Linked DNA regions of Homo sapiens: region 2 is linked to region 1. A link is an interaction called in ENCODE POLR2A ChIA-PET data of the cell type or tissue named here. Cell type or tissue: OCI-LY7. All regions are shown on one strand.

Region 1 (8,000 bases):
TATGGAGCATATTTCATTGCAATCTTTATTAATTTGTATGCATTATGTGTACCTATGTGTTTGCATATGTATTGCTGTGTGGTGTGTGTATGTGTGTGTGGTGTGGGGGGGGTGTGCGTCTTGTGTGTGGAGAGTGTGTGTGTGTGGTATATGTGGTGTATGTGTGTGGTGTGTATATGTGTGGTGTGTGTGTGGTGTGTGTGTGTGAGGGGGTGTTGGGGGTGTGTGGTGTGTGTATGTGCTGTGTGTATGGAGTATATGGGGTGTGTGGGGGGTGTGTGTGTGTGAGTGGTGTATGTGTGTGGTATGTGTGTGTGGTCTGTGTATGTGTGTGTGTGGTGTGTGTGTCTGTGTGGTGTATGTATGTGGTGTGTGTGTGGTGTATTTGTGTATTGTGTGTGTGTGTTGTATATGTGTTGTGTTTGTGTACAGAATTGGCTTCAGCAACCAACCACTTCCTCATTCTCATCGCACCCTCTAGTCCATAGAAGGAGAGAGAAAGAGAGAGAGAAAGAAAAAGAGAGAGGGTTATAAACTCTAAACTATATTATAAATAAAATATTTGTTATTTGTCCTTGTCTGAACACTGGAATCCCAATCAGGACAGGAACAGTGTAGTTGGGTTTTTCACTATGGATATTCAGTACCTGCGAAGGTGCCCGTGACATAGGTCGGTTGAACGAGTCTTAGCTGAGTGGACATGTTCACTGATGGAAACTTGAAAAATACAAAATAAGTATAAGGATAAAAATAAAAAGCAATACTAATTTCATCAGCCAAGGCTGGGGGAGGGGTAAGGAGAACCACTGTAGAATCTTCATACTTGGTCTCTAATCTATTTTCTAAGTGTTTATAGATATATGAATACATAAACACCAAGTGATACAATATCTACCATTTTATAGTCCACGTTTTCATTTGGCAATTTAACATAAGCATGTTTTCATGTCATGCCCTTAGCTACCACAGAGTCAATGACAAAGCTGAAATTCAAATCTGGTCTGATAGGATTAAGTGTTGGGATTATTAACCAAATGCTATATAGCTGCAACCTAAACTTGGCAGCAGTATAGCATATATACAAATACATGTACAACATAATGTAATTCAATTACATCAACTAGCTTGATAATAACTCTTCCAGTGAAACATCAGCTGCATGAGAGCACTAGTCTTCTCTGCCTTATTCCCTACTGTATTCCCAGGGTCTAGAAGAGTTCCTGCCAATACTAGGAGTTCATTAAATACATGTTAAATAAATAAATAAATAAATGGATGAGTGAATTTCGCAAGCATCTTTACCAGAAAGGTAAATAGATTGAGGACTTTGTGTTAAAGAGAAGCATGGTACTATTTGGACAGTACTAAGTCCAACCCTAAACAGGAGTAAACAAAGATCACAGTGCATTGCACACTTGCCACAGGTCAGATCATGCAGGAACAAGGCCCATAGAGCCCAGCCTAGAGTTACTGTAAATTCCCTCAGCCATTTCACCAAAGGTACAAGTAGGTCATCGGCTAGAGTTTTTGCAAATATGTTTTAAACAATGTGGTTTGAAATAAAGCATACTGTTCTCTGAGAATGGACCTGGATTTTTTCCCATAATTAGAGATTGTAAAAAGTGAACCTAGTAAGTTAGAGGATTGCAAGATGGCTGCTTTTGACCCAAGTTTGGAAAACAAGCTGTTGAGTAATATTTTTTTTCCCTCTGACCACAGCTGAGACCAAAGAAGCTCCAAGTACCCCACATTGTAGAGAGAACATCCAAGAAGTAGAGCCAGATCTCATAAGCCCCCAAGGCTTATGAAGAGGTAGCAGTGTAGGCCTTCAGCAACCAACCACCTCCTCATCCCCATTGCACCCTCCAGTCCATATAAGGAGAAGACTGAGGAAAGGAATGGGGGAGAGAGCACGGTTGTCAGTCCGTGGGGAGTACAGTGTTTGTGGAGACTGGTGATTTCTTCATATAGATTTGGGATTCAGAGAGGAAAAGAAGAACACTGTGTAGAAGCTCTTTAGTTTAATTAGATCCCACCTGTCAATTTTTGTTTTTGTTGCAATTGTCTTTGGGGACTCTGCCAAAAATTCTTTGCCAAGGCCAATGTCAAGAAGGGTATTTCCTGGGTTTTCTTCTAGGAATTTTATTGTATGAGTCTTATATTTAAATCTTTACTTCTTTACTCCATCTTTTTTTTTTTTTTTTTTTTTTTTGAGACAGAGTCTCACTCCATCGCCCAGGCTGGAGTGCAGTAGCTTGATCTCGGCTTACTGCAACTTCTGCCTCCCAGGTACAAGCAATTCTTCTGCCTCAGCCTCTTGAGTGGCTGGGACTACAGGCATGCACCACCACACCCAGTTACCTTTTTGTATTTTCAGTAGAAACGGGTTTGGCCATGTTGCCCAGGCTGAACTCCTGAGCTCAAGAAATCTGCCCACCTTCTAAAGTGCTAGGATTACAGGCATGAACCACCACGCCTGACCTCTTTAATTCATCTTGTTAATTTTTGTATATGGTGAAAAGTAAGGGGCTAGTTTCAATCTTCTGCATATGGCTAGCCAGTTATTCCAGCACCATTTATTGAATAGGAAGTCTTTTCCCCATTGCTTGTTTTTGTCAGCCTTGTTGACGATCACATGGTTATAGGTGTGCAGCTTTATTTTTGAGTTTTCTAATCTGCTCCTTTGGTTTATGTGTTTGTTTTTGTACCAGTACCATGCTGTTTTGGTTACTGCAGCCTTATAGTATAGTTTGAAGTTGGGTAATGTGATGCCTCCAGCTTTTGTTCTTTTTGCCTAGGATTGTTTTGACTATTTTGGCTCTTTTTTTTTCTTCCATATGAATTTTAGAATAGCTTTTTCTAATTCTGCAAAGAATAACATTGGTAGTTTGAGAGGAATGCCATTGAATCTGTACATTGCTTTGGGCAGTATGGCCATATTAACAATATTGATTCTTCTAATCCATGAACATGGAATGTTTTTCCATTTATTTGTGTCGTCTCTCATTTCTTTCAGTAGTGTTTTGCAGTTCTCCTTGCAGAGACTGTTCACCTCCTTGGTTAGCTATATTCCCAGGTATTTCATTTTCTTTGAAACTATCAACAAAGTAAACAGACAATATACAGAATGGGAGAAAATATTCACGAACTATGCATCCAACAAAGATCTAATATCCAGAACCTATAAATAACTTAAACAAATCAACAAGCAAAAAACAAACAGGCAAAGGACATGAACAGATACTTCTCAAAAAAAGACATACAAGTGACCAACGAACATACCAAAAAAATGCTCCACATCACTAATCATCAGAGAAATGCAAATGAAAACCACAATGAGATACCATCTCACAGCAGCCAGAGGCAATTATTAAAAAGTCAGGCTAGGCGTGATGGCTCATGCCTATAATCCCAGCACTTTGAGAAGCCAAGGCTGGCAGATCACTTGAGCCCAGGAGTTCAAAACCAGCCTGGGCAACATAGCAAAATCCCATCTCTGGGAAAAAAAAATACAAAAAAGTAGCAAAGTGCAGTTGCATATGCTTATAGTCCCAGCTACTCAGGAGGCTGAGGTGGGAGGATCACCTGAGCCTGGGAGTTTGAGGCTGCAGTGAGCTGTGATTGCACCACTGCACTTCAGCTTGGATGACAGAGTGAGACCCTGTCTCAGTAAAAGTAAACAAATACATAAAATAAAATTAAAAAAAAGTCAAAAAGCAACAGATGCTGATGAGGCTGCAGAGAAAAGGGGACATTTATACACTGTTGGTGGGGAGGTAAATTAGTTCAGCCACTGTGGAAAGCAGTTTGGAGATTTCTCAAAGAACTCAAAACAGAGCTGCCATTAGACCGAGCAATCCCATTGCTAAGTGTATACCCAAAGGAAAATAGATCATTATGCCAAAAAGATATACATACTCATATGTTCATTGCCACACTATTCACAATAGTAAAGACATGGAATCAACCTAGGTGCCCATGAGTGGTGGGCTGGATAAAGAAAATGTGGTACATACATGCTATGGAATACTACACAGCCATAAAAAATAATGAAATTATGTCCTTTGTAGCAACATGGATGCAGCTGGAAGCCATAATCCTAAGTGAATTAACACAAGAACTGAAAACCAAATACCACATGTCCTCATGTATATGTGGGAGCTAAACATTGAGCACACATGGACATAAGCATGGGAACAATAGATACTGCAGACTACTAGGAGGTGGAGGGAGGGGAGAGTGGGTTGAAAAACTACCTTTTGGGTACCATGCTTACTACCTGGGTTCAATATATGTAGACCAACCTGTACATGTACCCACTGTCTCTAAAATAAAAGTTGAATTTTTAAAACATTAAAAATGAATAAATACAAAGAAAAGAAAAATGCCTTCCCAGCTGGGTGCATACTGAGCTGCAAAAACTGCCAGCTCATTCTGGTGCCCCCATCAAAGCAGAGGGGAGTGTGGTGAGTTCCTGAGAGAGCTCACCATGTGTGAACATTCTGGTGCCTGCTTCTCATCTGGGGATTTCTGAAGGATGGAGTAGCCCAGGCCAGCAGAGCTTGAAGAGGTATTGGTGGAATATGCCTAAAAAGAAGATGGGGTGACTTCTTACCCAACTCTGATCTCTGCACCCCTGGGCAGGAAGAGAAGAGATCCTCAGCCATTCTGGTGGGTCTATTGAGAAAACCACTGAGGTTAGGGAAAAAGCAGTGGCTGGGCCAGGTAAGGTAAACCTTACCCAGAGAGGGGGCTTGGAACAAGGACCACTTTCAGGACCAGTCGTAGATACAGCTGTTCTTCTCTGGGCAGTTCCACCCCCATATCTGAGGGAGCTGGATTTCACATCAGGAAGAACCCTGACCACCATCTCAGTAGAGACCTCCACATCAGTAGAGAATATATATCAGCATCAGTTAGAAGCACATCAAACCAGGGTGAGGCCAAAATGATTACCCCCTCCTTTACATCTCTCCCCTTTCCCAATCCTGAGGCTGAGAAGTGTGATAGAAAGACATCTCAGAACTAGACTATCCCCACCCTTCTCTAAGGTGCTGGTGCCAGAGGAGCAGGGAAAGAGTCTCTAACCGTCACCCCTCCCAGCACTCCCACTACAATCTAGCCAACAATAGCGGAGCAGGATGCTTTAAAACAGACATGATATTGGAGCTTGAAACGGGACTGCAGTGACCTTTAATAATCTAAATAATCGGCCAGCCGCGGTGGCTCACGCCTGTAATCCCAGCACTTTGGGAGGCCGAGGCAGTGGATCACGAGGTCAGGAGACTGAGACCATCCTGGCCCACATGGTGAAACCCCGTCTTTACTAAAAGTACAAAAATTAGCTGGGCGTGGTGGCAGGCGCCTGTAGTCCCAGCTACTTAGGAGGCTGAGGCACAAGAATCGCTAGAACCCAGGAGGCGGAGGTTGCAGTGAGCCGAGATTGTGCCACTGCACTCAAGCCTGGCAACAGGGCGAGACTTCATCTCAAAAAAAATAAAATAAATAAAATAAAATAAAATAAAATAAAATGGGGAGACTAGTTAGATGGCTACCGCAGTACCCCAGATGAGAAATGATGTAGCCAGGAGCATGAGGGTGTAAATGAGAGGAAGTCAATGGATTAGAGATGAACTTTGGAAGTTCACATCCAGCGGATTGAATGTGGGGGTAAAGTGAAGGGAAGCATCAACACATTCCCCTAACTGGTGTGAGGAACAGAGAGAATGGCCATGTCATTAACTGAAATGGAGAAACCTGGAGTGTGAAGAGTTCTGACGGGAAAACCCGAGTTCATTTTGGGACACGTTAAGTTTGAGATATCTGGAAGCCAGCTATGTAGATATGTCAAGTAGCCAGTTGGATGTACAAGCATGGAGCTCAGAAATGAGTTTTGCAGGGGGAGATATAATTTTAAAAGCCATCCACATATAAGTACTATTTAGACTTGTGAAAGAGAGCATAGAGAAATAAAGAATGGGGGCCCAGAGCCAAGTCTGAAGAACACAGAGTTTGGGGAGATAAAAAAAGTCCCAGCTAAGGAAATAAAGGAGAATTGAGGTAGAGGGTAATATTATGCTACTTAGAGCTGATGAAGGAAAGAGTAGTATTATGAAGCCAAGAGACCAAATATATCAGGAAGGAAGGGGAAGGCAACTGCGTTGAATGTTGCTCACAGAGCTACTGATATGAGAAAAGAGAGATGTTCATTGTTTTTGGCAGCATGGAGGTCAGTGGTGACAAAGGTATTTTGCTGAAGTTGTGGGGACAGAAACCAGGCTGGAGTGGGTTAACATATGATCAGAAGTGAAGAATCAGAAGGTGTGTAGATGGGCAATACTTTCAACAAGTTTGACTTATTAAGAGGAAGAAGACAATGTGCAAGAGTGAAGAGTAATGTGGGTTGAAGTGTAGGTTTTCAATGGGATAATCTAATTCAGAAAGCAACTACTGAGTGCCTGGACCCTGCTAGGCATTAAGCATGCAGTGATGAACAAGATATGGTGCCTGTTCTCAAACAAGTCAGACATTTCCCCAAGCATAAGGGCTCACCTGGCCATTTAAACCAAGTGCTGGAGATCCACGAAGAAGAAAGGGGTCTCCACTGCTGAACCTCTTGGCCTTGTTCAGTGTATCACAGGTTCTGAAGTCAGACAAACCAGCCTGCAGTCCTGGCTCTGCACCTGTTACATATGTGACCTTGGAGAAGGTCCTAAACACAAACCTCTCTAAACCTCAGTTTATCCAGCTGAGAACATCAAAGCCTTCTCTGCAGCTTAAATCAGATAAAGTATTTAAACTGTAGGGCACAGTCTTGCAATTGCAATTAAAAATGGCAGCTATTCTAATTACTATTTGCTGACTTCCCATACCCCAGCAAAATTTGGATTGCCACCAGTGTGTGCTTCTGTTGAGGCTCTTACTAAACTGTGTTGTCTATCTACATATCTCACTTCCCCTTTAGGACAGGAAGTAGAATTTTATTTGAACTAAAAGCCAACGAAATGCCGGCCAGGTGCAGTGGTTCAGGCCTACATTTTCAGACCCTTGGCCAGTTGAGCCCATGAGTTAGCCCAGCCCGGCCAACATGGTGAACCCCCTTTTTTATTAAAAACCCAAAAATTAGCCAGGTGTGGTGGCCCATGCCTGTAATCCCAGCTGCTCGGAAGGGTGAGGTGAAAAAATCCCCTGAACCCGGGAGGCGGAGGTTGAGTAACCCGAGATCACCCCATTGCACTCCAGCTTGTTTGACAAAGGGAGATTTTGTCAAAAAAAAAAAAAAAAAAAAAAAAAAAAAAGAGAATAAAGATAAGGAAAACCAACAGGAGAGTCATTCCTTAGGTAAAATGAGCGGGACAAATTAAAAATTGAGTCAGGGGAGGCACGGGTGTTGATAAGAGATAAATCAGAGTCGGCCAGGCAGAGGGGCTCAGGCCTGTAATCCCAGCACTTTGGGAGGCCAAGGCAGCAGATCATTTGAGGCCAGGAGTTTGACACCAGCCTGGCCAACATGGCGAAACCCCATCTCTACTAAAAACACAAAAATTAGCCGGGCATGGTGGTGCGCACCTGTGGTCCCAGCTACTCCAGAGGCTGAGGTGTGATAATTGCTTGAACCCAGGAGGCAGAGTTTGCAGTGAGCTGAGATCGTGCCACTGCACTCCAGCTTGGGCAACAGAGAAAGACTCTGTCTCAAAAAAAAAAAAAAAAAAAGAAAGAAAGAAAGAAACCAGAGTCCAAGATAGCAGTTTCTAGGATAGAACTCCTAGGATTAGGCTTCTCTAAGCAATGTACCTTGTTTTTATTGAGACAGGGTCTCACTCTGTCATACAAGCTGGAGTACAATGGAGTGATCATAGCTTACTACAGCCTTGACCTCCTGGGCTCAAGCAGTACTCTAGCCTCAGCCTCCCAAGTAGCTGGGAATACAGGCACATGCCATCATGTCTGGCTAATTTTTTTGGTTTTTAGTAAAGATGAGGTTTCACTATGTTGCCTAG
Region 2 (8,000 bases), 200 kb after region 1:
AGAGAATCACTTGAACCAGGAGGCAGAGGTTGCAGTGAACTGAGATGGCACCACTCCACACTCCAGCCTGGGCGACAAAGTGAGACTCCGTCTTAGAACAACAACAACAACAACAACAACCTCTATGGATACAATGATAGATTAGACACATTTGAAGAGAGAAGTGGCAAATCTAAGGCAATTACCCAGAAGACAAGAAGTAGAAAATATAACAGGTTAAGAGTCATGGAGGATAGAATAATCACATTTGAAGAGATTATGATTCAGCATTTTTGAAGACCACTGAAAAATATCAACCCACAGATTTAAGAAGCCAAATAATCTCAAGAAGAATAAATATAATATCCCTACCTGGACATATTCTTGTGAAATTAGAGAACACTAAAGGCAAAAAGAAGTTCTTAAAAATTGTCAGAGAGAACATAAATTACCTACAGAAAAGGGAGAGGGTGACAATAGCAGCAGTGAAACCAGAAGACAATGGAATATTTTTAATGTGCTGAGGGAGGAGTAAGTGTCAATCTGGAATCTACCCAGCAAAAACATCTTTCAAGAACAAGGACAAAGCTGGGCCTGGTAGCAGGCTGAGGCAGAAGGATCACTTTGAGACCAGCCTGGGCAGCATAGTGAAATCTTGTCTCTTAAAAAAAAAAAAAAAAAAAAAAAAGGAGAGTGAATGAAGGTGTTTTCAGAAACAGACTGAGACAATTACTGTCAGGCCCTCCCTAAAGGAAACACAAAAGTATATATATCAGGCAAAAGAAAAGTGATCTCACATACAAGATCTGTGATGCAAGACAAAAAATGAAGGACAGAGAAAATGGTAAATATGAAGGCAAATCTAAATAAATATCAATTGTATAAAACTGTAGTCTTGGGGGATTAAAAAATTTTTGAATATAGCATATAAATATACGGGCGAGGGGTGATAGTGATGAATGAAGTAGTGTTCTAAGTTTCCTGTGTCATTAGGGAAGCAGGAAGTGTGGTGATTAACTTTGAACTTTGATAAGTTAAAAATGCACGTTGTAATTTCTTTTTCTTTTTCAAATTTTTATATTTTATTTTTATTTTGAGACAAAGTCTCACACTGTCACCCAGGCTGGGTGCAGTGGTGTGATCTCAGCTCTCTGCACCCTCCACCTCCCAGGTTCAAGTGATTCTCCTGCCTCAGCCTCTCGAGTAGCTGAAATTACAGGCACACACCACTGAGCCTGGCTAATTTTTTGTATTTTTAGAAGACATGGGGTTTCACCATGTTGGCCAGGCTGGTCTCTAACTCCTGACCTCAGGTGGTCTGCCCGCTTCGGCTTCCCAAAGTGCTGGGATTACAGGAGTGAGCCACCATGGCTGGCCTCAAATTTTTAAATAATTTTTAAAGAGGTGAGGTGTAGGTCGGATGTGGTGGCTCACGCCAGTAATCCTAGAACTTTGGGAGGCTAGACAGGCAGATCACTTGAGGTCAGGAGTTTGAGACCAGCGTGGCCAACCTGGTGAAACCCCATCTCTACTAAAAATACAAAAATTAGTTGGGCGTGCTGATGCATGCCTATAATCCCAGCTACTCAGGAACCTGAGGCAGGAGAATCGCTTTAACCTGGGAGACGGAGGTGGCAGTGAGCAGAGATCATGCCATTACACTCCAGCCTGGGTGACAAGAGCAAAACTCCATCTCAAAACAAACAAAAAACACAGAGATGGGATCTCGCTATGTTGCCCAGGCTGGTCTCAAACTCCTGGGCCCAAATGATCCTCCTGCCTCACTCAGCTGGGATTACAGATGACATGATCTAACTTCTGTGACAGCTAACAAAAGAACAGAAACCTTTAAATTCTTAAAGGTGTCTGGGCATGGTGGCTCATGCCTGTAGTCTCAGCACTTTGGGAGGCCAACGCGGGCGAATCATTTGAGGTCAGGAGTTCAAGACTAGCCTGGCCAACATGGTGAAACCCTGTCTCTACTAAAACTACAAAAATTAGCTGCATGTGGTGGTGCACACCTGTAGTCCCAGCTACTCAGGAGGCTGAGGCAGGAGAATCACTTCAACCCGGCAGGTGGAGGTTGCAGTGAGCCAAGATCACTGCCACTATACTCCAGCCTAAGCGATGGAGCAAGACTGATACAAAAAAACAAAAAAATTAGTAAAGAGAAAGAAGTAATATTAGATAAACATACCTAATGAATTAAAAAGAAGATAGAAATATAAGAATAGGACAGCATATAAAACTAAAAGTTTAGCAAGGATGACAGACAAAGTTAGTAATCAGAAATCAAGGCCGGGCACGATGGCCCATGCCTGTAATCCCAGCACTCTGGGAGGCTGAGGTGGTGGATCACTTAAGGCCAGGAGTTTGAGATCAGCCTGGGCAACATGGTGAGACCCCTGTCTCTACTAAAAATACAAAAATTAGCCAGGCGTAATGGTGCACACCTGTAATCCAGCTACTTGGTACGCTGAGGTAGGAGAATCACTTGAACCCGGAGGTGGAAGTTGCAGTGAGCCGAGATTGTGGCAGTGCACTCCAGCCTGGGCAACAGAGCAAGACTCCATCTCAAAAAAAAAAAAAAATCCATTGTATTTCTGCATGCCAAAACCAGGCAAAAGAAATCTAAAGCTATTATTTACAATATCATAAAAATAGGAAATACCTGGCATAAGAGCTTTTGTGCAGAAAACATACCACCTCATTAGAAGATGTTAAATGTCAGGCTGGGTGTGGTGCCTGTAATCCTAGCACTTTGGGAAGCCGAGGCGGGAGTATCGCTTGAGTGGAGGAGTTTAAGACCAGCCTGGGAAACACGGTGAAACCATGTCTTTACCAAAAATACAAAAATTAGCTGGGCGTGTTGATGGGTGCCTGAGTCCCAGCTACTCAAGAGGCTGAGGTGGAAGGATGGCTTGAGCCTGGGAGGTAGAAGTCACAGTGAGCTGAGGTTGCGCCATTGCACTCCAGCCTGGGTGACATGTCTCAAAAAAACCAAAACCAAAAAAAAGAAAACAACAAAAAACTCAAAGAATATATTATCTAAATAAATGAGGGGAGGCTGGGCGCAGTAGCTCATGCCTGTAATCCCAGCACTTTGCGAGGCCGAGTCAAGTGGATCCCTTGAGGTCAGGAGTTCGAGACCAGCCTGGCCAACATGGTGAAACCCTGTCTCTGCTAAAAATACAAAAAATTAGCCAGGCGTGATGGCACACACCTGTAGTCCCAGCTACTCAAGAGTAAAATAAATAAATGAAGTGATATTCCTTGTTCATAGAAGTCTCAATATTGTAAGCTATCCATTCTTCCCATATTGATTATATGCAATCCTAGTCAAAACCCCGCAGGTTTTGTTATTATTGGACATTCCAAGCTAATTCAAGACTTATTATAAAGCACTAATTATGTGCAGAGACTTAATTAGGAGACAATATAAAAGATTGTTATATAACACTGATGATTTTCTAGATAAATAGGAAATTTATGGACCTTTAGAATTGTTCTTATGGCAGTAGTTATCATTATGGAAAAAATAAATTGATACCACACACACACCCTACCTGATACCACACACAAAAATCAAAGCCAGGTTGGTTGAAGACTAAAATGTGAAAAGCAAAACTTCAAAATTTCCTTTAGAAGATAACGTAGAATATCCTTATGACCTGAAGGTAGGGACTGATTTAAACACAAAGACACAAAAAGCATAATCAATAAAGAATACAAAGTTAAGAGTGTTCACAAAAATATAATATAAAAGAGCAAAGAGACAAGCCATAAACTGAGAGAAGATATTTGCAGTGTTAACATCTAACAAAGGAATAGTGTTCAGAATAAAAATACTTGTATTAATATAATACCTAAAAAAAATGCACAGCTCAATAGAAAAATGAGAAAAGCCTTCAATAATTTACAAAAGAAGACACTCAAGTGGCTTATAAATAGGGGGAGAAAACTCAATAACCAAGCACAGGAAAATAAAAACCATATCAATATACCATTACACACCCACTAGATTGGTAGAAGTGTGATAGTAAGTGTTTGTGAGGATGTGGAACAATAAGTGCTCTCACACACAGCATATAGGAGTGTAGTAAAACCAGTTAAAAAAACAAGTTTGGCCGGGTGCGGTGGCTCACGCCTGTAATCCAGCACTTTGGGAGGCTGAGGTGGGCGGATCACGAGGTCAGGAGTTTGAGACCAGCCTGACCAACATGGTGAAACCCTGTCTCTACTAAAAATACAAAAATTAGCCGGGCATGGTGGTGCGCGCCTGTAATCCCAGCTACTCAGGAGTCTGAGGCAGGGGAATCGCTTGAACCCAGGAGGTGGAGGTTGCAGTGAGCCTAGATCGCGCCACTGCACTCCAGCCTGGGCCATGGAATGAAACTCTGTCTCAAAAAAAAACAAAAAAACCCCACGAGTTTGTCATTACCTGGTGAAGTTGAACATGAACATATCCCACAACCTGGAAATTACACTTCTAAATATAGTCCCAAGAAAACTTTTGCACATGCGCACTAGGATACATGTACAAGAACGTATTGTAGTAGCCCCAAACTGTAAACAAGTCAATGAATCCCAGTACTAAATTGTAAAATTATGCAGTGTAATATTGCACAGCAGTGAAAATGAAGAAACTACAGGAACACACATTAACATGGATAAATATCAGATACATAATATTTAGTTAAGGGAATACATGCCTTATGATTCAAAAACAGATAAAATGTACTATGTAATGCTGGGCATGGTGGCTGACGCCTGTAATCCTAGCACTTTGGGAGGCCGAGGTGGGCGGATCACTTGAGGTCAGGAGTTCCAGACCAGCCTGGCCACCATGGCGAAACCCTGTCTCTACTAAAAATACAAAAATTAGCTGGGTGTGGTGGCACGTGCCTGTAATTCCAGCTACTCGGGAGGCTGAGGCAGGAGAATCGCTTGAACCTGGGAGGCGGAAGTTGCAGTCAGCTGAGATCGTGCCACTGTACTCCAGCCTGGGTGATAGAGCCATCTCAAAACAAAACAAAACAAATAAAAAAACAATTAATATGTAATTTAAACATGCATAGGTAGTAAAGCTTTTTTAAAAGTAATGTGATTTTTTGCCAGCCACAAGAGTGGTTGATAGACATAATCTGTTAGAGGCATGCAGGGGCTTCCAAGGTGTTGACAATGTTCTATAAATTTGGGGATTTTTTTTTTTGTTTTGAAAAAGGGTCTTGCTTTGTTGCCCAGGCTAGAGTTCAGGGGTGTGATCATAGCTCACCACAACCTCAAACTCTTGAATTCCTGGGTTCAAGCAGTCCTCCCACCTCAGCCTCCAGAGGACAAATGTGAACTAGATGTTTATTGTGCAGTTTTGGCAGAGTTAATATTTTTAATTTTTTTCATTAAAAAATTATTATATTTTAGAGACTAGGTCTTGCCCTGTTAACCCAGGCTGGAGTGCAGTGGCACGATCTCAGCTCACTGCAATCTCTGCCTCCCAGGTTCAAGTGATTGTCGTGCCTCAGCCTCCCCAGTAGCTGGGATTACAGGTGTGAGCCACTGTGCTTGGCCTTTTGTGTGGTTTTAACAGAGTTGTTTAATGTTTTATAAATTGAGTGTATATTTCTTATATGTTATTGTATATGAAATATTTCACAATAGAACATTTTAAAAATACATTTTGTGCCAGGCGTGGTGGCTCACGCCTGTAATCCCAGTACTTTGGGAGGCTGAGGTGGGTGGATCACAAGGTCAGGAGATCAAGACCATCCTGGCTAACGCGGTGAAACCCCTTCTCTACTAAAAATAAAAAAAAATTAGCCAGGCGTGTTGGCAGGCGCCTGTAGTCCCAGCTACTCAGGAGGGCTGAGGCAGGAGAATGGCATGAACCCAGGAGGCGGAGCTTGCAGTGAGCCGAGATCGCGCCACTGCACTCCAGCCTGGGCAACAGAGCGAGACTCTGTCTCAGAAAAAAAAAGAAAAAAGAAAAAAGAAAATACATATTGTGAGGTCTAATGGGGAAGAGCAATGATGGAACATCGTTGATTAGCCACAATTTTTTTTTTTTTTTACTTTTTAGTTTAGAGATGGCTGTTCATGGGCACAATCACAGTGCACTGCAGCCTCTAACTCCTGGGTTCAAGTGACCCTCTTGATTCAGCTTCCTAAGTAGCTGGGACTACTATGCCCAGCTCCACAGATATTTTAAATTATCTCATATGTACAGTGAGTCCAGGTGCATGGAACATAGAGGCTGCTAAGATATTTATGGACCAGGTGTGGTGGCTCACGCCTGTAATCCCAGCACTTTGGGAGCCCGAGGCAGGTGGATCACCTGAGGTCAGGAGTTCAAGACCAACCTGGCCAACATGGCAAAAGCCCGTTTCTACTAAAGATACAAAAATTAGCTGGGCATGGTGGCGGGTCCCTGTAATCCCAGATACTTGGGAGGCTGAAGCAGGAGAATCACTTGAACCAGGGAGGCATAGGTTGCAGTGAGCCAAGATCACGCCACTCCACTCCAGCCTGGGCAACAGAGCAAGACTCCGTCTCAAAAAAAAAAAAAAAAAAGATATTTGTGGAAAGAAGGGAGTAATGTGAAATCAGTGAAATCAGAACCTATTATTAATATTATGGTGCTTATGATTAAGTTAGGGGTTTAAATAAGACATAACCATGAGAAGATAACATATGCTCTTATAAGGACTTTTTCATAATTATAGGCAGTAAGTGCTATAAAAAAATTCTGTGAAGAAAGTGGTATTTATGAATGATATGATAAATAATGAATGATATGATGGCTTTATGTCTTATTTTTATGTCAGATTTTCCAGGTGCCCTGATCCTGTTAATGCCATCATTTCCTTACCTGTTGTTTATTTTTCTTTCAAAATACAACCACATATCATTTATGAATGATATGATAAATACTTGGGGATATCTAGCAGAGGAATTGGTATTCGAAGAAGTACTTGACTAATATAATAATAATGTTAATTGCTAACATTTATTGAACATTTAATACACCCTGTTGAGTACTTAATGTATATTAACTCACTGAGTTATCTTCTTAAGAACCATATTTTTTAAAAGGCTATTAGCGGCTGGGCGTGGTAGCTGATGCCTATAATCCCAGCACTGTGGGAGGCTGAGGCGGGTAGATCATGAGGTCAGGAGTACAAGACCAGCCTGGTCAAGATGGTGAAACCCCGTCTCTACTAAAAATACAAAAATTAGCCGGGCATGGTGGTGGGCTCCTGTAATCCCAGCTACTTGGGAGGCTGAGGCGAGGTATTGCTTGAACCTGGGAGGCGGAGGTTGCAGTGAGCTGAGATTGCACCACTGCACTCCAGCTTGGGCGACAGAGCAAGATTGTGCCTCAAAAAAACAAACAAACAAAAACAAAATAACAACAAAAAAACGCTATTAGCTTGATCTTGTAGATGAGGAAGTGAGAGTTAGAGGGGTAGGCAAAGTAATTGTCCATGGTTACACAGCTAGTAAGTGGCAAAGTTGGGAATACTGGCAGTTAGACCTCAGAGCTTTTGCTCCAGACCACTGTAGTTTATGGTCTCTTTGTGGTTATATTTACAAAGAAAAATAAATAACAGGTAAGGAAATGATGGCATTAACAGGATCAGGGCACCTGGAAAATCTGACATAAAAATAAGACATAAAGCTAGTAAAGATGATTTGGAGCCAGATTTTTTTTTTTTTTTTTTGAGATGGAGTCTCGCTCTGTCACTCAGGCCGGAATGCAGTGGCACAGTCTCGGCTCACTGCAACCTCCACCTCCTAGGTTCAAGTGATTTTCCTGCTTTACCCTCCTGAGTAACTGGGATTACAGCACGTGCCATCATGCCCAGCTAATTTTTGTATTTTTAGTAGAGATGGGGTTTCACCATGTTGGCTAGGCTGGTCTTGAACTCCTGACCTCAAGTGTTCCACCCATCTCTACCTCCTAAAGTGCTGGGATTACAGGTGTGAGCCACTGTGCCTGGCCAGAAATGTCATCTAATTCCTAA

The links. Peaks named below come from ENCODE experiments on the same cell type or tissue, not always from the same donor. Only the 100,000 strongest peaks of a DNase experiment are listed, where the experiment ranks them.
Region 2: POLR2A ChIA-PET joins it to region 1 with 6 read pairs; 3 of 35 experiments call an interaction of 5 or more read pairs at or near these places.

The regions. Positions count from the first base shown.
Region 1 is chr11:18,222,768-18,230,767 of GRCh38, forward strand. No RefSeq gene overlaps it. Among named protein-coding and RNA genes, the nearest start is that of SAA4, 10 kb to the right of the region's middle. RefSeq lists a silencer at 6,614-6,663. In OCI-LY7, no CTCF peak of the experiment used is centred here; DNase peaks (open chromatin) are centred at 3,314, 4,484 and 6,934; H3K4me3 peaks cover 3,745 bases; H3K27ac peaks cover 7,126 bases.
Region 2 is chr11:18,419,999-18,427,998 of GRCh38, forward strand. The region is part of intron 3 of LDHC (lactate dehydrogenase C); the gene reads left to right. Among named protein-coding and RNA genes, the nearest start is that of LDHC, 12 kb to the left of the region's middle. In OCI-LY7, no CTCF peak of the experiment used is centred here; no DNase peak of the experiment used is centred here.